Regions from separate parts of the Mus musculus genome. Here regions 1 and 3 are each linked to region 2. Evidence: chromatin loops called from intact Hi-C (ENCODE). Cell type or tissue: left cerebral cortex. All regions are shown on one strand. Each heading gives the region's core, and the rest is flanking DNA. Links, peaks and the distances in the headings are about the cores only.

What was found. A loop is a pair of places that touch in the nucleus more often than their neighbours do. Peaks named below come from ENCODE experiments on the same cell type or tissue, not always from the same donor. Only the 100,000 strongest peaks of a DNase experiment are listed, where the experiment ranks them.
Region 1: a loop joins it to region 2, with 2.4 times the contacts of the local background. A loop is called at or near these places in 2 of 42 quality-filtered maps.
Region 3: it touches region 2 in a loop (2.6-fold over the local background); 2 of 42 quality-filtered maps call a loop at or near these places.

Annotation. Positions count from the first base shown.
Region 1 is chrX:95,655,028-95,665,738 of GRCm38, reverse strand. It overlaps Zc4h2 (zinc finger, C4H2 domain containing), which reads left to right and starts at 7,230. Exons shown (of 5, transcript NM_001003916.2): 1 at 7,230-7,487. The coding sequence starts at 7,435. In left cerebral cortex, for the core only: a CTCF peak has its summit at 6,192 (motif pointing right); DNase peaks (open chromatin) are centred at 6,261, 6,808 and 7,262; H3K4me3 peaks cover 1,797 bases; H3K27ac peaks cover 1,349 bases.
Region 2 is chrX:95,706,754-95,717,464 of GRCm38, reverse strand. Zc3h12b (zinc finger CCCH-type containing 12B) reads right to left here and starts at 5,787. Exons shown (of 9, transcript NM_001034907.3): 1 at 5,319-5,787. In left cerebral cortex, for the core only: CTCF peaks have their summits at 5,433 and 5,640; DNase peaks (open chromatin) are centred at 5,077, 5,470 and 5,792; H3K4me3 peaks cover 2,268 bases; H3K27ac peaks cover 892 bases.
Region 3 is chrX:95,947,530-95,955,529 of GRCm38, reverse strand. Las1l (LAS1-like (S. cerevisiae)) reads left to right here. Exons shown (of 13, transcript NM_152822.3): 3 at 319-388; 4 at 2,227-2,308; 5 at 3,341-3,622; 6 at 4,174-4,220; 7 at 5,084-5,193; 8 at 7,675-7,760. Among named protein-coding and RNA genes, the nearest start is that of Las1l, 5.4 kb to the left of the region's middle. In left cerebral cortex, for the core only: a CTCF peak has its summit at 4,548; a DNase peak (open chromatin) is centred at 4,549.

The DNA of each region.
Region 1 (10,711 bases), core at 1,407-9,406, 52 kb after region 2:
CTCTGCACATTATAGGAGGGGAGAGGTAATCATTATAATATCACATTGCTACAAAGTCTGTGACTTATAACAGCAACTAGTAATGAGAATGGTTCCATATCTGATACTGTTAAAGTGGTGAAGACCCTGAGAGTAGATAGGAAAACCCATTTCTATTATTCTGCTAAAAGAATATAACAACAAAATGACTTCTAAGGTATTGTCTTAGTCAGGGTTTCTATTCCTGCACAAACATCATATCATGACCAAGAGGCAGTTGGGGAGGAAAGGGTTTATTCAGCTTACATTTTCCACATTGCTGTTAATCACCAAAGGATGTCAGGACTGAAACTCAAGCAGGTCAGAAAGCAGGAGCTGATGCAGAGGCCATGGAGGGATGTTCTTTACTGGCTTGCCTAACCTGGCTTGCTCAGCCTGCTCTCTTATAGAACCCAAGACTACCAGCCCAGAGATGGTCCCACCCACAAGGGGCCTTTCCCCCTTGATCACTAATTGAGAAAATGCCTTACAGTTGTATCTCATGGAGGCATTTCCTCAACTGAAGCTTCTTTCTGTGATAACTCCAGCTGTGTCAAGTTGACACAAAACTAGCCAGTACAATTGATCCCTTGTCAACTTGACACACAACCACATCACTAGTAAGCCTCAACCTTTACATTCTTATTCATCCCCAAGATCTAAATAACTTTAAAAGTCCCACAGTCTTTACATATTCTTAACTGTGGGATCCACTAAAATATTTTCTTCCTTCAAGAGGGAAAAATATCAGGGCACAGTCACAATCAAAAGCAATAATTAAACTCCAACGGTCCAATGTCTGGGATCCAACTCATGATCTTCTGGGCTCCACCAAGGGCTTGGGTCACTTCTCCAGCTATGCCCTTTATAGCACACATCTTGTCTTCTAGGCTCCAGGTGCCTGTACTCCACTGCTGTTGCTGTTCTTGGTGGTCATCTCATGGTACTGGCATCTCCAAAACAATGCATGACCCCTTCTGTCCTGGACTGTCAATTGCAACTGAGGCTACACCTTTACCAATGGCCTTCCATGGCCTCTCACACTGCAGAGCCTCAGCTGCTCTGCGTGACCCCTTCATGCCTTCAAAACCAGTACCACCTGGGTGACTCTTACACATTACCAAGTCCAGCCACAGCACAAGGTACAATCTTGGCTATCTCTGGAACACACCCTCTGTGCTTTCAGAAAAACACTTCCTAGAAGATGTCACCTCAATGATGCTGGTCTCTTCTTAATCACCGCTAATTTCTTAGCTCCAGCTAACCAGCACCAATAGTCCCAGTAATGCAAAGTTTTTTGCTTTAGTAGTTCTGGTATCTTGTTAATCACAGCTGATTCTTCAGCCCCAGCTAACCAGAACCACCGAAACTTCACAATCAAACTAGCAATGGCTCTGAAAAAAGTCTTTAATCTTCCCTCTGAAATTTCACAAGCCAGGCCTCCATCTTCTGCACTGTTCTCAACATTATCTGCCAAGCTCCTACACAACATTCGACAGAGCTCTTAACACCGAATGAATCTTCTGGCCCAAAGTTCCAAAGTCCTTCCACAGTCCTCCCCAAAACATGATCGGGCTGTCACAGGAATACCCCACTATGCTGGTACCAATTTGTCTTAATCAGGGTTTCTATTCCTGCACAAACATCATGACCAAGAAGTACTTGGGGAGGGAAGGGTTTATTTAGCTTACTCTTATACATTGCTGCTCATCACCAAAGAAGTCAGGACTGGAACTCAAACAGGTCAGGAAGCAGGAGCTGATGCAGAGGCCATGGAGGGATGTTCTTCACTGGCTTGCTTCCTCTGGCTTGCCCAGCCTGCTCTCTTATAGAACCCAAGACTACCAGCCCAGAGATGGTCCCACCCACAAGGGGCCTTCCCCCCTTGATCACTAATTGAGAAAATGCCTTACAGTTGGATCTCATGGAGGCATTTCCTCAACTGAAGCTCCTTTCTCTGTGATAACTCCAGCTGTGTCAAGTTGACACAAAACTAGCCAGTACAGGTATGATAAGGAAATAGCATATTCAAGACACAGCAAGACTGATATACATATGAATTCAGAGACCATGACAATCTGCACAAGACATGCACAGGTTCAAGCCAGACAAAATCACAGAAATGCGAAGAAAAAGAAGACACATGTAGTAAGAAACTATTTTAACTGATACCTGCTGACAAAGGGAATTTAGTTTTATGTGACAGGGATCTATTTGCATTCTTCTACATGCAGACATTCAGTTAGACCAGCACAATTTGTTTAAAATGCTTTGTTTTTTTCATTGTATAATTTTGGATACTTTGTGAAAAATTAAGTGTCCACAGATTTACTTCTGGGTCTTTGATTCTATTCCATTGATCAACCAGTCTATTTTTATGCTAATATCATGTGGCTTTTATTACTATAGCTCTGTAGTAAAACTCAAAATTAGGAGTGGTGATACCTCCAGAAGTTATTATATGATTGTTTTAGATTAGATATTATCTTATAAGTTTTAGACATGTGTGCTTCACTTATAGTAACTACTTTGTTTAGGTAGCTTGTAAGGAGCTTGGAAGGGGTTGTGGTGGGGAGGAGAGGAACTTTCAATAATGGGGAATAGAATATAGAAGGGGAAATTGGCTTAGGAGGATTAAATGGGGTGGGTTGGGATGGAATGGGAGGAAAAGTTAAAGGAGGGACTATGTGAAGGGACAACTATCACTAAGTCTTTTGAAAAGCCATATGAAAACATATGGCTTACTGTGTAAGCTTCCTGAAATGTATACATATATGAAATAAAATTAAATGGCATTACAATATAATGTGGGAGACAATGTCATAACTGGAAACAGAATGCTACCATGTATAACCTGCGGTGCTAGGAATGAGTTACATGTTGTTGAATCATTGGCCAAAGTAGTCTCATATAACTACCCACTAATATTACAGGCTAATGTCAATGCCATTGGTTAACCTCTACAACCTGATAGTAAGATCATGTATCTGAAGACACTATTTATGCCACTGAAGCTGGAGAAATCAAGGTGGTGCTCAACTAGAAGCTTCCTCTCTACTGTCTAGTGTACATGGTGCTCAAAGATACTATGCACACTACCAGATAAGAAATATAATGATCAGTATTACCCAGCTGCAAAACTTGTGACTCATAATAACAACATGGCTGTAAGGTATACTTATATAATAATTTTATAAATATTATGGTATTAACCAACCACTTTTCTACTGGATTTAAGGACCACTCCATGGATTAGAACCCATACATGAGACTGCTAATATGTTTAAGAACCCGAGATTTGATAGTTCATGGGCCCTAGTTTGAAAACATACTGCTATTATTTTGCTAAAGAAACATAGCAATAAACTGACTCTTAATTGCTATGGCCATCAATACTCCACTCAGTCGTTTTTAGAGAAGGTTCCTCTTGTAGTAGACTGAATTAACACAGAGACCTCTACAACTGGATAATGTAAAGAAAGTGAGACATTTTGGAGCACTCAGTCCTAAGTCAGATGTCTTCATCAAGAGCCTCTCTTCAAGAATGTAAGAGCCAGAGGTGATAGATGACTGCAAGAAAATACCATCTTCCAAATAGAACATGAATTGATGTACATTTAAACTCACAGAGACTACATGCATAAGACCTAAAGAAGTTCAAGTCAGAAAAATTTCCTAGCACAGAGAAAGGGACAAAGGCACGAAATTCCTTTCCTCAGAAGCTATATTCAATTGATAACTACAGGGAGAAAGAAAAAAATCAGTTTTCTCCAATGGTGTGACATAGAGTATATCAATCACATCCCATGTTTAACAGTTGTCAGCCAACACAAAACAAGTTACCATATTTTCTGGATTCCTTTGTTTGCTTTAGTTTGGTATTCTTTTTTCCTTTTTGACTTTTGCTTGCTTTGATTTTTTTTTTCTGAAAGAAAAAGAAAGAACATTGAATTTGGGTGGATATTGAGGCGGTAAGCATCTTGGAGGAGTTGAAAGAGGGGATAGAATGTGATTAAAATATATTGTAGGAAAAAATTTAAAGCCAATTGTTAGAGCACCGTCTATAAATGAAGCCATGCCAGGAGAATTCTCAGAGACTGTGAGATAACTGCAAGGAAACAAGATAAACGTCTTAAAACCTCTTGTTTTTCCATAACATGATTTGGTTTTCTAACATGCTTTCGTGCCTCTCCCAGGTGTAGTAAATAGTGGGGTTTGCTTCAGATTATCCATCATCTTACTTTTGTCATTCAAAAATGTTTCCAAGGACAGGTTGGTCTTGTGACTGTATACAGCCTAAACTCCGGTGAACCTTACTTATGACTTGCTTAACCCCCAGAATATAAATCGCCGATGCCCTGAATAAAGTTGGCTATTGCATGAGACTTTACCTCATTTTTAGGCCCCACTCTCCCAGGTTTATGTCAACATTTTTAAAAGGATGGATACATTTATATTAAAACCTTAAAGACTAGGCCCCCTATGTACTTCTTTGGAAGAGCACTTGTCTATTATACAGAAATACTGAGTTCCATTCCTAGCATGGCAAAATTGTCAAACAAATTGGGCAAAAATAGAAACAGTTCTTCTAAGTTCATTCTTGAACTACTTCCATATATGTCCATCTACAACGACCACTTCTCCCCCAAATAATGCTACCTCATATTGAAAAGTACTTTATGTTCATCCAGGAACCTATTTGGATTTTATTTTCCACCTTTTTTATTCAAACTATTTTTATACAACATATGCTGAAGTTTCCACTCCCTCGATTCCTGCCTATCCTTCCCACCTATATTCACACTGTTCACTAGAAGAGTCACCCTGGCGTCTACTTGAAGTCCATCACCAACATAGAACTGATAATTACAGCACAATTAGCATCTGCTTACAGGCATTCTCCCTTAACACCTACAAACTTGAAACTTTCCCAGGAATCCCATTTATAGCTAACTGATACGTACTGAACACCTTGTGTGCCAAACTACAATGAATCTTATTACTTTATCAGACTATAGTTCCACCCAAGTGAAGTAGCCACTTCACTTATCTCACTTATGGAAAACTGAGAAAACAAATGGTTTCTTAACCTTTTGGTATGCTATCTGAGAGTCACCAAAATGGTTTTTATGGCTAATGCTAAAACAAATAATCGTGACTCTCTAAAGGAGTCTATGTGTATATTTGGGGAAATCTCATTTTCTTTGACTTTCCTTTAGAAAATCCCATATTCATATTCTCATGTGTGCTCTAGGTCTCTTCTTGAGGACCTTTCCTCCTTAATATCTGTCTTAGTCAATGTTCTATTGCTGTGAAGAAACATGACCATCCCAATTCTTATAAAGGAAAGCGTTCAATTGGGTCTTACTTACAGTTTCATGTTTCATTACCCACATGGCAGAAAGCATGGTGGCACGCAGGCAGATGGTGGCTGCAGAAGCAGCTGAGAGTTCTACATCTGGATTCACAGGAAGCAGAAAGAGCCTGGCTTGAGCTTAATGCCATTCCATAAGGACTGAGCATTCAAATACAAGAGCCTATGGTGGCCATTCCTATTCAAACCACCACAATATCTTTCACGAAATCTCTAATTCTGCTTCCTGAAATTCCTCTCTCTAGTAAATCTATGAATTGCAGTTTAGTAAAGTACCTCAAAGATTCGGGGCCCTCAACAGGCAGCTGAGAGGGACAATGTGGAGGTGAGTCTTGTTAACTTACCTCTCACACTCCTTTCTGAAGCCTGGCTTCCACGTGAATCTATCTTCTTTGAATAACTAATACCCTCTTACTAGCTTTCATTTTCTTTAACTCTAAACTTTGCTTTCACTGGCATCTTCTCATATCACCCCAATTTAATTGCTCCTGTGCTTTTAAATTATTTTACTTTAGAATTTAGAGATGTAGCTTAGTAGTGGAGTACATGCTAAGGATGTATAAGGTTCTGAGTAGAATTTCCAGCACCAAAAATTGATATATACTCTAAATATAATTGCACATTATTTGGCATACAGTAAGCACAAATGCATACTGAATAACTATGTGCCTATAGGATGAATTCCAAACTCTAATCTGACACTCCATGGTATTTCAAAATCTGGCTGCTAGGGAATGAGCTTCAGTTTTGTTTTGTTTTGGTTTTTTTTTTCAGGGATGCTGATTCCATAATACTGTCCATGCTCCAGTAGATGGCCCTACACCGGTGCATGCACGGGTAGCACCAAAAAATGGCTTAAAGGAAGAATGCATGAATTTAGGAGGGAGATAGTTCTGGAAGGGATAGGAGAGTAGCAACTTGGGAGTGAATTTGATGGAAATACACGGTATAACACATAAAATAGCCAAAGAAAACATTCTAAAATATTTTTAAAATGTGTCTACAATCTATCTTTTCTTGATACAGCTTCTACTTCTCTCTCTAATATACCACTTCAAGAACCCTATATTCCAGGCACTTTGAACCACTTGCCCTTTGCATTCTCCATGTAGGCCATTGCTTCCATGAAATCTCACTCTTCTCTGGAAAACTCTTAGTTTTAAAAACATATTAACACCTTCTATGTTCAGGTTTCACTGATTATCTCGGCGTTGTGACAGCTCTATTTACAATATACTTCACTCTCTCCTTCACAAAGGCTACGAACTTGCTTTTATTTTCTTTGCCTCTTCAGGGCCTCCCTCAGTAAACCTTTCATTGACTGGCAAAGTACAAGCACACTAATAGTTCAGTGGATGAGGAACCAGAAGGAAAGAGGTCCTTCCTCCAACTCGGTTTCCTGATTTTGAAGAGTCCCCTTTTTCTTGTTCAGCCCCGTCTCCGCCGCTCCCCCCGCCCCGGTTTTCAGTTCCAGTCTATTTACATTTCAATGTCAAAGCTACAAATCCCTAGGTAGCATCTAGAAAATTTGACATCTAGGAAGCTAAATCACCTACAGTTTCTCTCCAGCCCAAGGCATTCTGTAATAAATGATTTCTTAATTTGTTGACAGGGTGGGGTGGGGGTAGGCGTGAGGCCCGAGTCCGAGTCTTGTGATAAAAGGTATGTTTCTCATCTTCCTAGCTGCTTTCGAGAAAATTTTCTCCATTTTGCCGCACATTGGTAGGGCAAATATCTTCATTCCTTTGCTTATAATCTTTGACATAATTATCAGTGACATATTGATTTAAAGTGCCGCTACAGGAACTGGAACAGGAATGCTTTGCTTGGCCTTCTGGGAGTTGTAGTTCTAGAGGCACCCGGGTTGCCTGGCTGGCCCCGGAACTGTGGACTACAGCTCCCAGGCCTTCTCTAAGCCCTTACCACACAGGCTCAAAGCCACAAACCAGTAGGAGGTGGCTGTATTGTATCTATTGTATGCCTTGGCTGGTGCATTTTTTTTTTTAAACAATTCCCTGGACGTGAAATTGAGAGTGAAAAGCATGGCAGATGAACAAGAAATCATGTGCAAATTGGAAAGCATTAAAGAGATCAGGTAAGCGGGTCACTGCTTAATGCAGCATCCTTCCACTCTCCTCGATCACCCCTCCCTTCCCAGGCATCCCTGGGAGCAAGGAGTACTGCTTGTTGTTGGTTTGTTTTTGTTTTTGTTGTTGTTGTTTGGTGAAAACTATCTATTGTTGGGCTACTTGCAAAGGGAATCAGGAGCTGGAAGGGGGTCCATTCATCACAGACTTAATAGATGAGGTGAAGAATGAAGGGGCTTGGCTAAATTGAAATCAAGTCTAGAGGAGGTAGTTGGTGGAAGTGTGTGTGTGTGTGTGTGTGTGTGTGTGTGTGTGTGTGTGTTGTGTGTACCAGGAAGAAGGGAAGAAGTGGAGATGGCGATGTCTTCCCAGATGTAGCTGAGATAGAATAGAGGTAGAGGGATAAACCAGGACAACTAAATGTATTTTTTTTTTTAGTGTTCTTTTTGTTTAGAACAAGTCGCTTTTTGCTTCTTGCTTTATAACAGTTGAGAATGATTTTTCTGTCAGCCTCATGACCCAGAGCTTGAGAAAGCCTTTTGAAAGCCAAGTTTAACTGGCCAATTCATTCAGTTTGCAACTTTGCTGTGGCTGTAGTCTGAGGATGCTGATGAAGCTGGGGAGTGGGCTGTTCTTATTTGCCTGTAACTCTTTCACCACTTTTTTTTTTCCTATCCTGGGGTTGGAAGAAGGTTGTGAACTATGAGGATGTGAACAAGAGCTGGAGGTTTGGCAAACTGAGAATTGTCACACCTCCAATAGGTTACTCAGTGAGCAAGTTTTTGATACTGCAGTGTTATTCCCGCCAAGAAAACAATAATAATTCAAATGCTGACTATGTTGGCCTCCCCTGCTGTGCCTAACTCCCTGAATCTGTAGTGTTTTTCAGACATATGGAAAAAGAAAGAAAAAGGACATAGAGTGTATCTTTTGTTAAAAATTAGGCCATATAATTTAACCCTGACAAAATTGACAATAGATTTAACCTTTGTGGTATCTCTGCGGGATCTACACATGGTGATGGTAGTGAAGAATCTTGGTTTCTTCTTCCTTTTGGAGGGATTGTGTGTTTTTCCTTTTGCAAAGTAAGGAAATGATCATTTATTGAGCCCCTGTTATGCCAGCCCCTCCCCCATTTCAATCCATTTTTGCAAGTTCCCTGTGACCTTTGTCATAAGTGGAAAAATGGGGGTCTGGAGAATTTGAGTGAGTTCTTATATTCATGAAGCTTAACAATGCTACATTTTCACAGGAATTGAGTCTGCCTACAAAGGCTCTGTTCTTCTGTTTCCCACTGAAGGTCTGCTGCTGTCTTTTTCTACAAAGACATCAGGAGATAGGAAATGAGATTCTTTGGTGCAGAAGAATGCTAAGGATGAAACTAATGAAAAGCTTAGACCTTTGAATAGAGGGTCTCTAACTTCAGTCTTCTCTTCATGGACTTTAAAATAAGTTTATCTTATCCCCAGAAGTGGACTATTTGGGATCAAGGTCATTAATCCCCAGTGAAAATAGACCCTTTTCAGTGGAGAACAAGTCAGGAGCCATGACTTCTTTTCTCAACCAGGTTAGATAGTAGAAGGAGAGATTTAGAGAGAAGGCTGAAGTTCCACTCCAATAACATGAATTTCCACTCCAATAACACTTGGTTGTTAAGAAAGATCCAGTGTAAAAGCTAGATTTCTGCTGAGAGTATCACAAGGCCTACTAAGACAAAAGATTTAAGTAAGATCCAGAATATCCAACTTTTATTGAAAAATTTCACGCTGTACCAATAACTCTTCGTGAATGAAAAACTACATAGATATCAATATTGATAAATCACAGATTCAGAATAATATAACACGAGTTTTAAAATATACATCATGTAAGTGCCTCTGTAAACAACTGCAACACCCTGGGAGCATTTAAACATACAAAAACCACAATGCAGAGAAACTTCGGACTTTTAAACAGTGTTGGAAACGTTAAGGACTACAGAGACTTTTGGAGTTGGAGTAAATGACAATTTGTATTTTTCTTGTCACCAATCAAAGAGCCAGGTATTACAGTGTGTTGGTTTCAATGAGGAAGTTCCCAATAGGCTTGGGTATTTGATTCTTGGTTTCCAGTTAATGGTGCTATTTGGAGTGATAGTATAACACTGCTGGAGGAAGGGCTTTGCTGGAGTAGCAGGTTCGAGGACTGGGCATTACCAATTCTCTCTGCTTCCTGTTTGAGGTTGCTTCTTACCTTCCTGTCCTTGCTGCCTGCTGCCATCTCTCTCCTGCCATTATGGACTTTCCTTCTGAAACCATAAATCCAAATACATTCTTCCTTAAGTTAAAGAAAATTACAAACCACAGGAAATAGACAAGTACCAACAGCAATAAAAACAAAAGAAGATGCTAAAGGGCATCTTTAAAACAACCTTAAAAACTCAACAGATAGGTTCAACTGTAAGACAGAGAAGACGGAAAAAAAAAATGAGGCAGCTTAATCCTAAAGCAAGAGAAATCACGGTGAGGTTATTACTAAGTTTAAAAATTGTCCTTGGACAGGAGAAACAGGACCGGAGAAATAAATAGTTGGGAAAATGAGGACTAATATTGTTCCTTACTGAAGAAAAACAACTTCCAGATTCAAGAAGCTAATCAAACAGTAATAAGAGTCAACTAAATCTACTCCAACACACATTATAATCAGACTTCAGGAAAAGTAGGAACAAGAAAAAAATTCTTTTAAGGAAAGCAGCTGAGAAGTAGCAATCCCCTAATTATATATATGGGGGAAAAATAGAAAGGCAATTTCCTTAACAGAAAAAATACCAAGGACTTAGTAGAGAGTACAGCATGTTCAAGTGCTGAAGGAAAAGAGCTTCCAGAGTAGAATCCTATGTGCAGTAATATATTGTATTTCAAGATAGAAGACATTCTCAAGTGATGGAATTATCAGCAGGGGTAGTGCAGAAGGGTGACAAAAATATTTCAAGTAGAGAAATAAACAACTTTGCAACACCAGGAAGCACAGAAGTACCAAGCAAAAACATGATAGAAATGACTACTTTTTCTTCTGAATTTTCTTAACAATGTTTGGTGATCAAAGAAAATTTGTGTTTTTATATTTTCTTTTTTATTATCACATATTAATGTATAAAAAACTTCTAGTGACATTGCACATATGTATATAATGTACTTTGGTCATATGGACTGCTCTTACACTCGCTTGTTCCCTATTCTCTGGCCCTCTTCTT
Region 2 (10,711 bases), core at 1,173-9,172:
CATATACAGTTTGCAAGTCCAATGGGCCTCTCTTTGCAGTGATGGACAACTAGGCCATCTTTTGATACATATGCAGCTAGAGACAAGAGCTCCAGGGTACTGGTTAGTTCATATTGTTGTTCCACCTATAGGGTTGCAGTTCCCTTTAGCTCGTTGGGTAATTTCTCTAGCTCCTCCATTGGGGGCCGTGTGACCCATCCAATAGCTGACTGTGAGCATCCACTTCTGTGTGTGCCAGGCCCTGGCATAGTCTCACAAGAGACAGCTATATCTGGGTCCTTTCAGCAAAATCTTGCTAGTGTATGCAATGGTGTCAGCGTTTGGGAGCTGATTATGGGATGGATCCCTCCACAGAACTTTTGAGTATCCTTTCACTCACTCAAGTGGCCTGCTGTCACTCGTGCCTTTGCTTTGAATAGATCCCCTGCTACTTTGCAATCAGTGTATTTCAAGTCTTTGAACAAGAGACCAAGGAACTGGAAACACTCCACCCAAACCCCAACCATCAATAACAATGAAATGATAATTTGTGAAACAGCAATTATATGCTGAGCCTAGAAACAATGAATTATTGTTTGTCAGTAACATATTTATCAAGTAAGACTTCTGTGGGCAGCAAAAGATAACAGATGAAAAGTACAGAGGCCTCACAAATTTGAAGTTTGTGTATTTTGCTTCTTGGAGTAAATGTGCACATTTTTTGTAATTCTAAAATGTGAGTTTATGTTGGGGGACATACAACTTTTTTAAAATATGATACAGATGATACTCAACTTGTGATGTGGTTACATCTCAGTAACTCAATCAAAAGTTAAAAACTCATGAATAACAACTGAACTGAATGCATATAACCTACTAAAACATTACAATGTAGCAACACAGTACAATGGAGAGTACTGGTTTTTTTTCTCTCATGATCACATAGATGGCTGACAGCTACAGATTATTGCAACTGTCCAGCATTGCTAGAGAATGTAGAACTGTATATTATGAAGCCAGTCACATTAAAGTAACACTGGCAACTTTGAAAATGTCTTTAAAACTGACAGTTTCCCTTAGGGACTTTGAAATTGCACTACCTTGCTCTTCAGGTTGAAGAATGGGTCAGGGTCTGTGCACAACACATAGCCGCTGTAGAAGAGGATGCAGAGTCAGAAGATGAAGAGTATGGACAATTCTTAAGTACAACTGGAAAGTGACCTGGGCCCCTGGCAGTGGCAGGAAGATTCCACAGGGGGGAAAAAGAAAGTTGTTGATAAATGAAACAACAATGATGAGACGGGGTGTCTTAGAATTTCTAGTACTGTGACAAAATACAATGACCAAACACAAGTTTTGAAGGAAGGTTATCTTTCATCTAATAGCTTGTAGTCTATCATGAAGCAAAGTTGGGGAAGGTACATAGGCAGAACTTGGAGTCAGGAACTGATGCAGAGAGGTCATGAAGGAATGCTGCCTACTGGCTTGCTTCCCATTCTCGTTCAGCCTGCTTTCTCATAGCACTCAGAACTACCAGTATAGGGATGGTACCACCCACAATGGGCTGGGCCCTCCCATATCAATCTTCAATCAGGAAAATACACCACAGACCTCTCCACAAGCTCATCTGGTGGGGACATTTTTTCAATTGAGGTTCCCTCTTTAAAAACTACTCTAGATTGTGCCAAGTTGACAAAACCAAACTACTACAAAGAGGCAAAGTTCCAGAGAAGAAATCTCTACAAGATTCTCCAACTAGCCTGCCATTGGAGGTGCAAGCCTTTAAGCCCAGCATCTGAGAGGCAGAAGCATGAGGATCTAAGTTCCAGGCCAACATGGTCTACAGAGTGAGTTCCAGGACAGTCAGGGTTGCAGACTCTGTCTTGAAACACCTTCCCCAAAAGATACAACAACTAAAAATGCAGAAAATTAAAACCAGCATGGAAAAGACTTAAAACTATCAACACCATGATAAGAAGGAGAAGGAGGTAGAAAGAGGGGGGAGGAGGAGGAGGAGAAAATTCTTCCTAAACTATCAAAGGGACTTAGTTCTACAATAAACATTAAAGCAAGACTGCAAGCATGTATAGGAAAAGGTGGTTCTCTTTCCAAAGTAGAAAGCAAGTTAACCAATTTTGTGAGGAATTGCTTCCAGATGACTGACCAGGAAGATAAACAAGGTCTGCCATTGTAGAAGGTCTCCTTAAGAAAATGGTTTTAAAAGCTTGAAATAATCCATTTTACTTCATTTCTATAGCAATTGCTATCTGGCCTATCTGTTTTATAATACAAAATGACAACTTTCCCTACCACATTTGATAAATGATGTTCAGGTTCCATCACAAAATATGTGTTGTCTAAAATGGCTGTTTAATATTTAAAGATGGAACTTTACCCTTGGTTTCAAGTATGTGTGGTCTATTATGATAGGATGTAGTAATGGTGGTGGTCTGACAAATAAAAGACAGAAAATAAAATAAATAGTATTTTAATAATGAAAATACAGTTTTGCTGAATTCATATTGCATTTTTACAAATGCAATAAAATTTGCAAAAGAAATTAAGAGTAAATCAGTGATATCTTGTAATTGCTATGTGGTTTGTTATTTTTCTGCATGAAAATATTAATTTACAATAGCTGACCAAAACCTAGAGACTGTTAACATGTTAACCAATTTTTAATGTAGCAAAAAAATTAGAAATGCACTAAAATAAGTTTTACAAAGATTTCTGATTGAAGTTTAAACATATGTTACTTGCTAAATATTAACATACACATTAATATATTAGAACTTTGACCAGTATTAATTTCAAGACTATAATAATGCAGCCCTTCCCTTTATTGTACACAGTAGTATATAATAAACCAAGTTATATAACTAATCAATCAAAATTCATTTTGCTCATAGAATGTATCTGGAAATAACCTTTGGGGAATATTAATAATACAAGGTCGTGTTTATTGTACCAGTTTTATATAAAACACTTTGACTATAGCTGTGATTTACTATTCAGTGAAATATGTACATTTATAAAGTATGGGAACTTAATTATTTGTATCTTTTTAGAAAACATTCTTATGTGTGCCAAAATAGGATGATTATTTTAAAACTAACTTGTATAACATGTATATTATAAAGTAATTAGTATTTAATTTGTTATTAAATTAAAATATAGCATAGAAAAGTTTGCTCATGTCAAGAAAGTTAACTGCTATAAATAATCCTTTTCTCCTTTAGTTAATCTAATAAATTTATGATAAATGTTTCCTCCTTCCAACAAAGCCTACAATTTGAAGAAAAAGTGTCACTTTTCTATGAAGCCTTCTCAGGAAATCCCTAGACTTCAGTAATTTTCCTGTACTCTTATTTTTTTTTTCCTTAGCTCTTCTTCTGTACTTTTCTATGTTTTGATTAATATAGCCTATCTGTATGCTTCTCTCCCAATTGAAGTCCTCGAACTGTTTCAGTTGGCTTTTTAAATTTTTTCTATTACTGGTTACCAGCAACCAGATCCAGTGTCTCATGCTTCTAGATATTCTGCTTCAAGCAACACCAACAGACCCTGGAACCTGTGTCTAATCTACTCTTCTCCTTGCCTACCACAGTGATGTTCACTGAGTGAAAATCTAAAAAATGAAAACTTATTAAAAATCTCTGAAAATAAAATAAATAAAACCCAGCAAAAACAAACTTTATTCCAGAATTTAATGATCAAGTCCTTAACAGCACTTGCAAAACAAAATATCATTTTCCCATATGTTTATGACAGTTTGTGGGAATGCTAGGCTATGTGGTACTTACTTGACCATATTCATTATTGTCAAATTCTTTTCCTTTAGATGTAATAGTATTTCAAATAATTAGGAGTAAAATTCATCAAGACCTTTTGCAAACAGAAACGACCTCTAAGTTTGAAATCTAGGCTCCTGAAGCATGCCTGTCTGCCAATGCATAGCAGATAACTCACATCGAGGTAGAAAACTATTTTTTCCCCTAGTATTATACTTTAAACACAGGAACATCTCAAACACAAAAGCAATCCATATAAGACATTTTCCCTAAAACTATCAAGAAACTGGAAGTGTTAACAGATTCACTAGCCAAAGTTACCTAATCACACACAGCATCTATATACTTTTTAAAGTTCTCTAGCTTAAAAGAGGTAACCGAAAACTAAATTTAGCTTTTCCACCAATGTGCTTCTTTTTCTCCACTTCTTTTTAGATAAGAGACCTGAAATGGCTTAAAACTGTCAGGATGGAAGAGAGTGAAATAAAAGAACCCATCTTTTGTTGTCAGCCCACAGGAGTACCTTGCAATTAAAATTATACATCAATTCAAATTGAGTTCACGTTTGAAAAGGGTCAACTGGGAACTGTAAATTTTCACATCTGCTTTTAAAGTAACAGTCTCACACCTCAAAATAATTGTGAAAAACGCCTTGCAACTTTAGAACCTTATCTAATCATGGTATCCAAAGTCTCACTTTGGGTGTCTTGGGCCAAATGTTTTTGAGAGAAGTTGACTATTTTCAACTATACCTTATACTCTAATTTAAGAAGAACAAATAAGTCACAACTATCTTTATTTTTATTAAGAGTATCTAAGTTTCACCAACACATTTTTAAATGAAGACGTGAGTCATTTTTGATGAAGAATACTTTGTAAAATGTTTCCCCTATTGTCAATATTTTACTTTGTCCACTTCTCAAGTTTGGTGGTACTTTGGTTGTCAAATAGGACATGTCACTAGTTTTGTCTTATTATCACTATTATTTAACATAACTAATATCTGCCTAGCTTTACATGCTAAGAATCAGGGGCTAGGCATATGGCTTGCCTACTGCACATGAGTATAAACAATACTGCAAAGTAAGGTACCACTCAAGCTATCTGGTCAATTCTTTCGTCATGAAGCATCAGCAATGCGGAGGATGGGCTCTTGACAAGCCTCAGGTCAGGTCAGGCTGTCTCCCGTGATCAAGAGTCAGAGCCACAGTTAGAACAAGGAGTAAAATGTGAACAGGGCACTAGAAGAATCTGTTTCCAGACCAGAGACTAAGAAGGTGCACGACTGTACTTAGAATCATCAGCATCTAAGAAGCAACCCCAGGCCTTAATCACTGACACTATGTTTCTGGAAGCCAGGATTGAGATCACAAAGTGACGGCTTTCAAAAGGAAAACTAACTGGAAGAAATTACCCGCGAGCAGATGCAGGAAGGGTGTCAGAAGCTTCTGAATGAGAGTGCAGAGCTTCATTGGCCTGCTGGGGCCCCAGAGACCCTAAGACCAGAAAACAGCTTGAGCACCAGGAGACTGCGGTGCCACTACTCACCCCTACTCTCCTAAGGTCTTGTTGTCGCCTCGCACCATGCAGCCCCTGCGGAGGGGAAAACTTTCCCCCTCCCCCGCCGCTGAGGGTGGGATCCGCGGAAGAGAGGAGGCGGCGTCGCAGCTGTTCAAGCAGGGCCAGATAAGCGCCGGGTGCAAGAGAACCAGCCTGGCGCTTGTGCCCCTGGCGGCCACCAACTTCACCACCATCGACTTGGAGGGCCAGGAGGAAGCAAAGGCGGCAGGCCTTCGCCCAGCAGACCGAACTCTCCCGGAATACTAGGCCTGCGCTTCTGGCAGGACCGTCTGCCCCGGTCCTCTCAGCAACAGGACCCCCCAGGCTTAATTCCAATTGCTTTGGCCCCGCGACCACAGAACAGTGGCTGCTCCCTCTTGGGGCCGCGGTCGCAGCTGCATCCTCGTGCTCCTCTTCCTCTGGCGCTGCTGCCTACACACACAGCCCCGGCGCAGTTACCACCGCGGCGCCTGGATCGCCGTTTCTTAGCAACCGCGCGCATGCGCCCCACCCCCGCCAGGGACCACTGGAGCCGCGGTCTGATCTCGGACGAGTTTGGTTTGCGACCTAGAAAAAGTGAACAAAACCCCACTTCCTAGGCAGGCCCTAACGTCAGGGTAAAAGAATCGTGAGGAGAGGTCCAAGATGTTCTGAAATGGAGAGGCCTGGAGACTTAGGATGAGATCCTTGGATAGGCATGTGAACTATGGATGGTTTTCCTGCAGGCTTTTCTTGTACTTTACCAGAGTGATCTTTATAAAACTCCCAACTCTCACTTGCCTCTGGTCAGGAGAATGGAATTGCTGCCAAATTTGTATTTCTGTTCTTTTTCTAACCTCTCTAAATCTGTTTCTTCAACTGTAAATGAGAAACACAGTACTCTGAATACTTATAAGGATGAAGAGAAAAAGTACGTGAAGCACTTAACATACATAACCTACTGTGACACAGAGTAAGCATTCAATAAAAAAGGAGCTATTTGCAATGGCTCATCACTCTGTACAATACAAGACAAAGTGCCTGCTCTCTAGTTGAACATTCTAGCTTAATAAAGTCCTCCGAGAGTAGTCTGGTTTCATTCTAATTCCAGACCTTAGTCACCCAACTGTAGATAGGTTTTACACATTCTCAGATTGAAGTGTATAAAATGCCTACATACATTTTCTATTTTCATCTGGAAAAGAAATCTGTGTGAGCCCAGGAACTAATGAACATCCAGTGATCTTTCCAAAACTACTCATTAATGTTAAAAGACTAGTACTAAAAACTGACATTTAAACAATGGTTATACATAAAACATTTTGTGTCATTTTCTGCTGGCTATTGATCTTCTGAAAATCAGCCTTAACTTTTCTGTAATGTGTAATTATAAGACAAAAACATGTAATTAATTCTGAACATAATACAATGTATAAATAGTATGTGCATATTTACAGAATATACCCTACTGAATGATAATCTAATGAAATATACATTTTAGATACTATTTAAAAGCCTATGCCATGTAAAACCTTTGCAAAGCCCTAAAAATGTTAATAAGATATAATTTTCAAATGGACTATAAATTTAAAATGAAACTTTATGGCAACCAGAGAGCCAGTAAATATTTTAAAAACTGTATTTTCAGTGGTGTCTAAACACTAAATTGCCTTCCTTTGGTCACATGCTCTAGCTGCATCTATTGTATTGATAAAGAAGTAAGTCCTATCAACAAACAGAAGTGTCTATACACATTTGTAAAGAAAGAAGACTTTCTTATTGAATAAACACAAAAAAGTACATGCAGATGGTTGGCCTTCAAGTCACTGCAAATTTAAGATGAAATTTAAGATGGGATTTGAGGTAGATGTTTGCTTAACTAATTGACTTATTCTAAAAGAATAGTAAAACATCTCCAGAGTCACACCACACATACTCCTGATGGTTGCAGCTTAATATGAGGTTCTAAAGTAACTTTGAAGATACACATTTACAAGAGTAAATATGCCAGAGATGGGGAATTTGTAATACCTGCAGTCATTTATCAATAATTTCAATGTTAGAGAAAATATAAAGGGTCATTATGTCCATTAATGAGGTACTCTACAAAGCTAAGCAGTAATAGTCATCTTTCTTTTTTATTCACCTTTACAATTGCAAATCAATGACCCTTCTTCATATACAAACCCTGTGTTGACACAGTAGATGTACAAAGTGACTAAGAAGAAATTCCTCATAAACATATACATTTATGCTAGAGGTAACACTGCTCTACATGTTAACAGATGAATAGAAGATTGTCAAAAGACATAATTCCATGCAAACTAAAAGGTATGTGAAAGTGAAACTAAAGGATGTGGACTGTGAAAAGCAGGAGAGTGTTTTAATTAGTTTTCTAATGGTGTGATAAAACACCATAACATAACCAAAACAAATTTATGGGGGAGGAGTTTATTTTGGGCATTCAGTTCCTGGGGTTTAGAATCTATGGTGGTAGGGAAGCATGACAGCAAACTGCAGGTGTGGCTGCTAGCGGAGCAGTCTGAGAGGTCACATGTTGAACCACAGTCATGAAGCAGAGAAAGTGTAAGTGCCATAGAGTCTTTTAATTTTTCAATGCTCGCCTCCAGTGACATACTTCCTCCATAAAGATTACACCTCCTAAATTTCCATAAACAGCATCACCATACACAAACATACAGGAACATTCTCACTCAAACCGCCATAGAGGTTTTGACTTAAATATATTCTGTCTATATTATGATCAGAACAGAATAATTGTGTAATAGAGTTGAGTACAGACAAGCTAGATTTGAAACAGATTGTGCAATGTCTGTGTGCCATATTAAAGATTTTGGGAAAAATTCTCTATCTGAGGGATAATTATAGTTTTAAAGAAAAAATCCTGCTACTCATTTAAAAACGGTAAAATGCAACAACAAAAGAGAAATTATTCAAGAAAGACTACTGCAGTAGAGGATTGCAGTAGGGCAGAGATATGGGCTCAATTCTGACGTGAGCAACTGAGGCTATATGACCAAGAAGCAAGACAGAGGTGAGTGACTGGAAAATGACTAAGATCAAACACCAAGACTATGAGGATTCTTGTTAGAGTTCCTCAACAGAGCTTTTCAAGAAGACCAGAATGATAAGATATCAAAGGCAAATCTTACCAGATATTCAGGGTCAATCTCATTGTGTACATGATTTCATTTTGATAGGTGAGGTGAAGGGTCTCCAAAACTGGGGTAGTTCCTGGAATTCCAACCATTTGAGCCCTGTGTTTGTAATAGTTCATCACATCTGTTGATTGTTTTTATTCCAGCTCTTCTGAGGAAACTCACTCTGACCTTTGGACCCAAATTTATGTCCCCAAATATTTAGTTTCCTTTTCCAGTGTCACGGAAGTCTCTGCCCAAGAAAATGTCCTTAGCTGTCATTCTAAACCTTAACCATTCTTCACTGTAAATGTGTGACTTTATTAGCTTCCTTTCAAACTCACTACCAAATTTAATTCTTTAGCTTTAAAAAACAATGAAACTCGCAGGAATTCTTTTTCCCTTATTTTTTAATTGAATTATTTATTTACTTTCTAAATGTCTCCCCCTTCCTAGTCCTCCCTCCCTTAGTTCTTCACCCCACCCCCACCCTTCCTCTGAGAGGGTGTTCCCCAACATGTCCACCCATCCCTACCTCACCCCACCAACATCTCTCTTCCCTGGAGCATCAGGTTTTCAGAGGATAAAGCAGTGCATCCTCTCCCAATGAGGCCAAATAAGGCAGTCCTTTGCTACACATATGCCAGGGACCTCAGACCAGCCCATGTATGCTCCTTTGTTGGTTGCTCAGTCTCTGGGAGCTCTGAGGGGTCCCAGTTAGTTGACACTGTTGTTCTTCCTGTGGGGTTGCAATCCTCAGCTCCTTCAGTCATGGGGATCCCCAACCTCAATCCACTGCTTGGCTATAAGAATCTGCCTGACTAATACAGAAGTGGATGCTCACAGGCATCCATTAGACAGAGCACAGGGTCCCCAATGAAGGAGCTAGAGAAACTACACAAGAAGCTGAAGGAGCTTGCAGCCTCTTAGGAGGAACAATAATATGAATTACCCAGTAACCCCAGAGCTCCCTGGGACCAAAACCACCAAGCAAAGAAAACATATGGAGAGATTCGTGGCTGCATATGTAGCAGAGGTTGGCCTAGCCGGTCATCAATGGGAGGAGAGGCCTTTGGTCCTGTGAAGGTTCTATGTCCCAGTATAAGAGAATGCCTGGGCCAGGAAGCAGGAGTGGGTGGGTTGGGGAGGAGGGGGAGGGGGGAGAGGATAGGGAACTCTCAGAGGGGAAACTAAGAAAGGGGATAACATTTGAAATGTAAATAAAGAAAATATCTAATAAAAACATATATATATATATATATATATAGTCTCTTATCTACTTAAACAAACTAATATTTTTATGACATTCACAACTGAGAATACTAAAGAAATATTCAAAAGCGTGAATGCCAGTGAATAAGCATTGTAAGTTGCCACACAGTAATAAAGCTATTAAACTCTTATGCCAAAAAAATCTGCATCTGTCTCAGTTGGCCCCCCCCCTCAACTGGGGGCCATGTTTATCTACAGGAATTGGCCTCTTCAGGTTCCATCTCCCCACTGTTGGGCAATTCAGCTAATGTCATCCCCATTGAATCCCAAGAGCTTCTCACATCCCAGGTCTCTAGAACTTTCTAGAGGTTCCCCCATCCCCAACCCCAGGCAACTGCATTTACATTCATTCTCTTGGTCCTCTGGACTTCTTTCCTGTCTTCCCCCAATATCTAATCTTGCCCCCCTCTCCTTCCCTTTCCCCCTCCCACCCAGATCCCTCCCTCCTTCTGTCTCTCATGATTATTTTGTTCCTCCTTCTAAGTGGGTTTGAAGTATCCACACTTGAGCCCTCCTTCTTGTTAAGCTTCCTATGGTCTGTGAGTTGTATGATGGGAATTCTGAACATTTTGGCTAATATGCACTTATCAGTGACTAGCTCACTCAGGATGATATTTTCTAGTTTTGTATACAAAATTCATGATGTCCTTGTTTTTAATAGTTGAATGGTATCCCATTGTGTAAATGAACACATTTTCTGTATCCATTCTTGTCCATCCATGTTCTCTGAGGGACATCTGGGTTCTTTCCAGCTTCTGGATATTACTAATAAGGCTGCTATGAACATAGTGGTGCATGTGTCCTTGTGGTATGGTGAAGCATCTTTTGGATATATGCCCAGGAGTGGTATATCTGGGTCTTCAGGTAAAACTAGTTCCAATTTTCTGAGGAACTGCCATATTGATTTCCAGAGTGGTTGTACCAGTTTACAATCTCATCAGCAATGGAGGAGTGTTCCTCTTTCTAAGGGTG
Region 3 (8,000 bases), core at 1-8,000, 240 kb before region 2:
GGATGTCTCTCCCTTTGTCCTCTGTTTCTGTCACTTATCTGTGTTCCCCATATTATTTCATGTAGTCATTTATTCTGACATCTACAGCATATTGTGTTCTACATATGTCATGATTATTCTAGACCAAATTTGCCAAGACCAGAAGTGTCTTATTTGTCTGTGTTGTTTCCCTTAGTAAATGTTGGGGTGGGTAGGGACTATCCCTGCTCTGGCTGACACCAAGCATAAGAATGGGGAAGTCAGTAGAAAGGTACTTCATAAGGAATTTTGAGTAAAACAGTTTTTTGGACTATGCCACTTATGTCTCTCCCAACCCAGGTTTGTGAATCTTATCTCAGAGAGGAAGACAAAATGTTCTAACCTTCCCCTCAAATACCTGGCTCAGGAGGTATGTGCGAAAGGTTGCATTGCTCATTCTCTTTTTCTAGGAGGGCTTCCTAAGTAGGTCATGGGGTAAGGTATGCAAATCAACCAGTTTAGCTCATCACTACCAGATAAGCCAGTAGAAGCTTTAGGCCCTTAGCTTTCAAGTTTTTGGTGGTTGTTAACTCATGAAATAGTATGTTCCACGAGGGCACGTGTACATATATTACTGCTATAGTTGTTTTTTATTTGCCCTTCTCTGCTTTCCACTCCTATCCACCCTCTTTCAAATAACCCTTCCTGTTGTGTGCATGTCACACTCCATTAGCTTTCCTTGCTCTCCTTGTCCCTTTCGTTAGCCCCCTTCCTCCCTTGCCCACACTCCTCTTTCTCTATTCTTTGCCCTAAACATATATACACACATATACAAATTTACATCTAGATTCTGCATGTGAGAAAAATTTTGAAACACTTGTCTTTCTGAGTCTGAGCCTGGCTTATTTTGTTTGCTTCACATACTGATCTTCAATACCTGAATATACCATACCAGCATTTACTGTTGCTTATTTTTTTTTAATAATACCAATCTTGACTGGGCTGAGATCAAATCTTGAAAAAGTTTAATTGGTATTTCCTTTTTTGTTTTTTTGTTTTTTGTTTGTTTGTTTTTTTCAAGTCAGGGTTTCTCTGTGTAGCCCCAGCTGTCCTGGAACTCACTCTGTAGACCAGGCTGGCCTCAAACTCAGAAATCCACCTGCCTCTGCCTCCCAAGTGCTGGAATTAAAGGTGTGTGCCACCACGCCCCGCTAATTGGTATTTCCTTAATGACTAAGGCTGTTAAGCACTATTTCAAATATTTATTGACCATGCATGTTTCTTTGGGAACTATATATTAGTACATTTATTGATTAGGTGATGTTTTATTGTTTAATTTTTTTGGATTCTTTATTACTAATGATCTGTATGATATACACTTGGCAGATATTTTTCTCGAATTTTCTAAGCTGTGCTATCTCTTTGCTCTGTTATTTTCTTTGATGTGCAGAAACTTAAAGAATGTCATGCAATCCATTTGTCGAGTCTCAGGATTATTTCTTGTGCTGTTGGAGTGGAGTCCATACCGGAAAGGTTTTGACTGGACGGTTGAATGTCCGGTTTTAAAGAGGATTGCTCCCTTATTTCTCCTTACTTGCATTTCCGTGGGCTTGGCTGGCTCTGCTAGTTTGCAGTGGCCCAGTGAAAGTGAGGAGCCTGACTATGCCACTGGCTAGGGACACAAAAGAGTAACAGTCGAATGCCTGCCCTCAGGGAGCCGGCAATCTGAGGAAAGAAACAGCTCACCCAAGCAGCAAAATAAATAAATAAATAAATAAATAAAATAAAAAAGCCAGCTATCTCTGGCTTCAGTAAGTAATCTGAGGAAAGAAACAGCTCACCCAAGCAGCAAAATAAATAAATAAATAAATAAATAAATAAAATAAAAAAGCCAGCTATCTCTGGCTTCAGTAAGTATGTTAGTTGTATATGGGTTTGATGGCAGATGTGTTCTCAAGCCTGAAGAAAAACTTGCTGGAGCTCTTTTGAGAGGCAAGGAAGAATAAAGGTACCTAGGAAGAAGGAAAAGGCAGAGGGAGACTGAGAAGCTTATTCGTAATGCCCATCACAGACAGCTCTTAGAGGAGAATGGCTGGGGGGTGGGGGGTAATTGCCTTTTCTCATGTTAAGACTTCTTCCAGTGAGCAGTAAAATATAATCAGGAACCTTGGATTGTAATCTAAGACTGGAAACTTCACTGGGATGGATAGCCAGGGTGATTAATTCCTGGGTTTCTGCAAGCTTTATTATTTTCTCATGTCTAATTAGGTGAACATTCCAGACTGGATTGTTGAACTTCGCCACAACTTGACCCACAAGAAAATGCCCCATATAAATGAGTGCCGCAGAGGTGAGTGCTGTGGGTGTGTTAAGCTCATGGGCCCGGGCTGGGTGGCATTTGGGGAAGAGGAACAAAGAGGAGGATTATACTTGGTGTCAGCACCAGGTGAAATATAGTATAGACTGTTTTTGGTTACAGTATAAGGCTTGGCTTTCACAAGCTTACTGATCATAATGTGTAGCCTTTTCATAGTGAAAAAAGTCCATGTGGAAAGTATGAAAAAATGAAATCAGGATTAGTATTACCTTGTTTAATATGGCTTGGCAGTGTACTATTCTGGTTCGTTTTTAAACCTCAGAGTTATTTTTATTGATGTACGTGAGTGTGTGTTTGCTATTTGTATATGGATGCTGAAGGCCCGGAGAGGTTGCTGGGTCACCTGAAGCTAGGGTTACCCGCAGATGTGAGCCACCTGCTCTGGGCATTGGGATCTAACCCTGAGTTCTCTGCAGGTCCAGCAAATGCTCTTTGCTGCTGAGCTGTCTCTGTAGCCTCTGTTATGGTCCTCTTTGCTGTTTTAATTATAGGGTATTGCTTTCCTCTTCAGTCTGCCTCTGTAGGTAGTATAGTAGTCTGAAGGGGTGAGTTGAGAGGTATGAACCAGAGTGTCATGAACTCAGGCATTCTTTTTATGCTCATTTCATCTCGATTAAAAATCCCTGATTTAGGCTCTTCCCTTGTAATCAGGAAACTGAGATCTAGAAAAGGGAAAGACTTGGTTAAGGCTGTGTAAGTGGCTGGTATACCTAGGTTTCAGTTCTCCCATTTACCACCCCTTGCTTTATTTGACACCCATGTCTCAAGCCAGGATTATATCCGCACTCCCTCAACCCCCAGGAAAGATACCAGTGAGCAGGAGAATACAAGAGAGGATATATGCAAATATATGAGATTTGAGCCTTAGAGCCACGTCTCTTCCTTAGACTTTTCCTTTATGCATACAGTATGAGAATAGAGGCTAAGAGAACTGGGGACCTGTTAATTACTTGTCCATAATTGGTCCTATGGCATATCTCTTGAATCCACCCCTGCCTCTTCTAGGTTGCTACTTTGTCCTCAACTGGCTCCAGAAGACATACTGGAGCCGTCAACTGGAAGGCAGCCTGAAAGAAACCTGGGAGTTGGATGAGGACCAGCTAGATGCAGAAGATCCTGAAGAAGAGGAACGTGAAATTATTGCCGATGATGTACTTGAAGAGATACCAGAGCCTCAGGATGATGACAAAGATGAAGAGTTGGCTGTCGAGGATGATGCAAATACTAAAGGCAATGAGGAGGTGGCTTCTCATCCAGAACCATCTTCAAGACACAAGGAGTTGTATGGTAGGTATTTGTGGGGCAAAGAGGGGCGCATGTGCCGCGAGCACGGAAGCTTGAGGTCAGTACTGCCTTTTGTCCTTGATAATTTATTTTCTGTATGCTGTGGTGGAGTTCCAGCATTAAAAAAAAGAAAAAAAAGGGGCTGGTGAGATGGCTCAGTGGGTAAGAGCACCCGACTGCTCTTCCGAAGGTCCAGAGTTCAAATCCCAGCAACCACATGGTGGCTCACAACCATCTGTAATGAGATCTGATGCCCTCTTCTGGTGTGTCTGAAGACAGCTACAGTGTACTTACATATAATAATAAATAAATCTTTAAAAAAAAAATCACTGTCACAAACTATCTTACGGGGAGAGTTTCCATGGTGAATGGATATTGTATTTGCCTCACCATCTTTTTTGAGTTATATGAAGTAAATAGGGAAGGAATCTGATTGTTGTTCAATTGTTGAAGCAATTCTAGTTGTCAGCTTATAGCTCAAGGTACAGGAAGCTCAGATGCCCAGAGAGAATGAGAGGCTAGGCTTCCTTCATTGTTTTTCATTCTGGTTTCAGAGAAAGCGCGAGAATTGCTGGTATCCTATGAAGAGGAACAGTTTAAGGTTAGTATCCTTGGTGCGATATGCTGTCACCTGTCCTAGCCATTTCTTCCCTCTTGCCAGCTGCCTGAAAGAGACGTCTTGAGAAAGAGTTTGAAAGTGGCAAAACATGAGGGAAGTTCTCAGAGAATTTGGAAGAAAAGTGGCAAAGCATAAAGGTACTTCTTGGAGAGGGTGGGACCTAGGAAGGAGACCAGCAGAGTCTAGTCAGATGATCCTGTGAACTGATGGAAGAGAGCAAGCAGATAATGAAGTTCATGGACTTCATTTGCTCGGATGTAGAGAACTGGGAATGGGGTATAGCTGTATAGCCCTGTGATTCTCAAGATGACCAGCAGGTGGGGTGTAAGAGTCCCTAATCAGATGAGACTTAAGATGTACGTTTTGTAGAAAGCCTTGGAAACTATTTAGGTTCTTTTCTCCCTTTTGCACTGACAGATTGAAACCTTGGATGACGAAAGGGACAGATTCAGGGTTATATACATAGTTTATGGCAGAACTAGGATGGGAACCTGGGTCTCAACAATTCTCCTTGCTCCTGCAACTCATTTCTCCTATTTTCTCCTTAACCCTTTGGCCCAAAGATCTCTGCTCATCTCAAACCAAATGTTTCCAATTGGCACCTGAGCATCAGAACTTCTGATGTTTGGGAGCCACAGAGGATTTGGAGTGGGGAGAGCGGGAGAAGGAGACAATCTAGTTCTTTTTACTTGTTGGGCTTATAAAGGAGTTGTGGGCTCACCATGCATGCTTTGTCCTGTTCCCTTAAGGACAGTGCTGAGGTCCTATGAGAAGGGATCCTTGAGGGGTTTGGGGTAGGGTCCTTGGCAGAGTCAGACTTCTGATTGGACTCTTTTTGCTGTCAGGTGCTGGAGAAACACAGGCATTTGCTTCAGGCTATTAAAGTGTGGAATAATCTTTCCCCACGTGTACAATGTATCCTAGAAGAACTCAAGAGCATTTCATGGGAGAACAGGTTTGTAACTTGGTAACTCAGGGTTGCCTATTCTCTACAGTAGAGGGTAATAGCCTCATTGAAATTGGGTGTCAAGACAAGACATAGTTGGTGATGTAGATCTGTAATCTTAGCTACTTTAAAGGTTGAGTAGACAGATTGCAAATTTACAGCCTGGGCTACAGAATGAGTTCAAAGCCAGTCTGGGCAGCTTAGTGAGATCCTGTCTCAAAAATAATAGTTGAGGGGGAAAAAGAAAACTGGCTGGGATCATGCTTGCCTAGCATGTACATTGCCCTGAGTTCAATTCCTAGTAGCAGAAAGAGAGCCGTTGTCATGTTGTAGCTAACTGATTTCTCTTGTAGGAAATCCTAGAGTTAATCCTCCTCCCCTAAGCGGTGATTATGTCTTCTGTATGATCTGCCTCCAACCCTGCCAGCTACCAGGTTGCCTATTGAGAGTTACTGAATAACCAGCTATAAATGCCTGTAGTCATGCAGTCCCTGGCAACTTTTTCCCTCTGTCACATGGAATGTGACAGACTTGACAAATAGAAAAATGCTTTTTGATATATAACACTTCCCCACCTGGTCTGTTTTTTTCAAACAGCTTTTGGAAGATGTCAGCATCTTTTGGGTAATCCTGGCCAGGCAGATAGAGGACAGGTCTTCTTGGGGCATGGCTGCTGGAAGCTAGGCTAGGTTCCCTCCTCTCATTATGGCTGTGTGTTGCCCTGCCCACAGTGTTCAGTTCAAGCAGAGTAGGCAAGACTTGCTGCTTTTGTGTATTCTGCCTAAGTTCAGTTTGAAAGGTCTTTGGAGAACTTGCTGCCAATAAGCTGTGGAAGAAGGCTTGGGGGTGGAATGGTCAGTGGTAGAGCAGTGGCCTAGTACGCACAAGGCCTTATTTTGACTCACAGTGCCAAAAAGAAGATAAAAGAAAAAACTATGGAGGCAATGCTGGCCCTACAGTAAAGGAAAGTTAAAAGAAATCTAAGATACAGAGTTGCAAAGAATCTATACTAGATCTGATATAAGTGAGTTTGGATGAAAGCTTGCCATGTAAGCTGGGACTCCTCTTGTTTTCTTGTCTTTATTCCCAGAAGACTAGTCTCAAAGGTAATGGTGCTGGGTTTTTTTGTTTGTTTGTTTGTTTTGTTTTTGAGACAGGTTTTCCCTGTGTAGCTGTGGCTGTTGTAGACTAGGCTGTCTTGGAACTCAAATATCAATTTACCTGCTTCTGCCTCCGCAGTGCTTGGATTAAATATCTATACTCCACGATGCTTAGCTCCAAAGACATTTCATTAGAGTTTACCCATGCTAGACTTGTTAGCTATACCCTTCAGCAAAAGTTGGAGGGACAGCTTCCCCAGCAGCTGGGAAAAATTACTTCTGTGCGTAGTAACTGCCTTTGCTTGCTGAGCAGGCAGCTGGTAGGTTACTTTACGTTTTAGGAGTTTTATCTGAGGAGATGAGGGATGAGTGTAAGGACAGTTGTTTTCTCATCTTGCTCTGCTGGATAGATAGAAGGAGCTGACCAACTGTGTTGTCATCCCGCTAGATACTGGGACATCTTGAAAGCTTGACTCCTGCTAGACCTAGTCAGCTAGGAGAGGCTCTTAGCAAGCCAGGAGCTGGAGACTTCGCTCTTGCTGCTTTAGGTTTGAGCTAGCTGAAGTTGAGAAGTCTCCCCTGTTGCTGATGTTTCCGACCCCTCTGACTTTGATTTGGGTTATCTGTGAGGAAGCCTGAGTCATCTCCAGACAAGCAGTTGCATACCTAGTAGTTTGACCTCTAGGATCGAAAAGAAGGAGGTAACCAGTGTGAAGGCTAGAGAAACGGACAGGAGAAACAAAAACAGTGCAGGAACTGAGGTCTAAAAGCACTTGGCCATCTCAGGCGTTTCATTTCTTCTGTCAGTCTAGGACTTTTATGCTGTGATTTGAGCTGTTTAGTCACCTCTGCTCTCATTTCTGGGACTTAGATCACCACATGCTTCATACATGAGTGTTTAAAGCCTACTGACTCCAGACTCTGACTCAGTCCCTGTCCCAGGAACCTGAAGCCTAATAGCTTTGTCTTCTGATTACTCTCTACCACTGGCACTTTGGCCATTTGAACCAGAGCTATTAGCTGTTCTTGAAGTGTTGCAGGAATAGGTGTCTTTTTGTCGGTTTCATTCTAGTGTGCCTTTTCGTTTTCCTTCTTGGTACTGGGAATTAGACTCTGGCCCTTATGCACAATATGTTAAGTCTTGTACCACTGAGGTACTGCCATATTCCAGACCCTTAAGTCATTTCAACTTTAAACAACCAGTGAGGCAGTCCAGCCTATTTGGAAAGGTCACCTTTTTTTTTTTAAAGACTCATTTTTCTATATTACCCAGGGTGGTTCTGAATTTAATAATGCTCTCGCCTCAGTCTCTGAGTGTCCTGAGTAGCTGGGACTAGACTATAGGCATGTGCAACCATGCCTCTCTAAACTAACTGTTTATTTGCCTTAGGGATGCTGTGCTGGATGCTTTTCTAGATGATGGTTTCCTCATTCCTACGTTTGAGCAGTTGGCAGCTTTGCAGATAGAGTATGAAGGTAGGGTCCTGGGTGTTCACTGAAACCCTAGGGTTCTGTGTTTCTTATGTGCGAACTCCAGAAGTAGGCTGGAGTGTGGGGTGGGGTGGGGCTGAAATGTCAGCCCTTTTGGCTGAACAGAATAGGTAATCCTGCTGATGTGTCCTGGGACTTTTCTAGGTGGCGTTGAATCTGTTAAGGTGGGTTGGAATGGGTAGGTGGGGTTTCTTAACACTGTTGTTGTGCCTTGTCAAATATGAT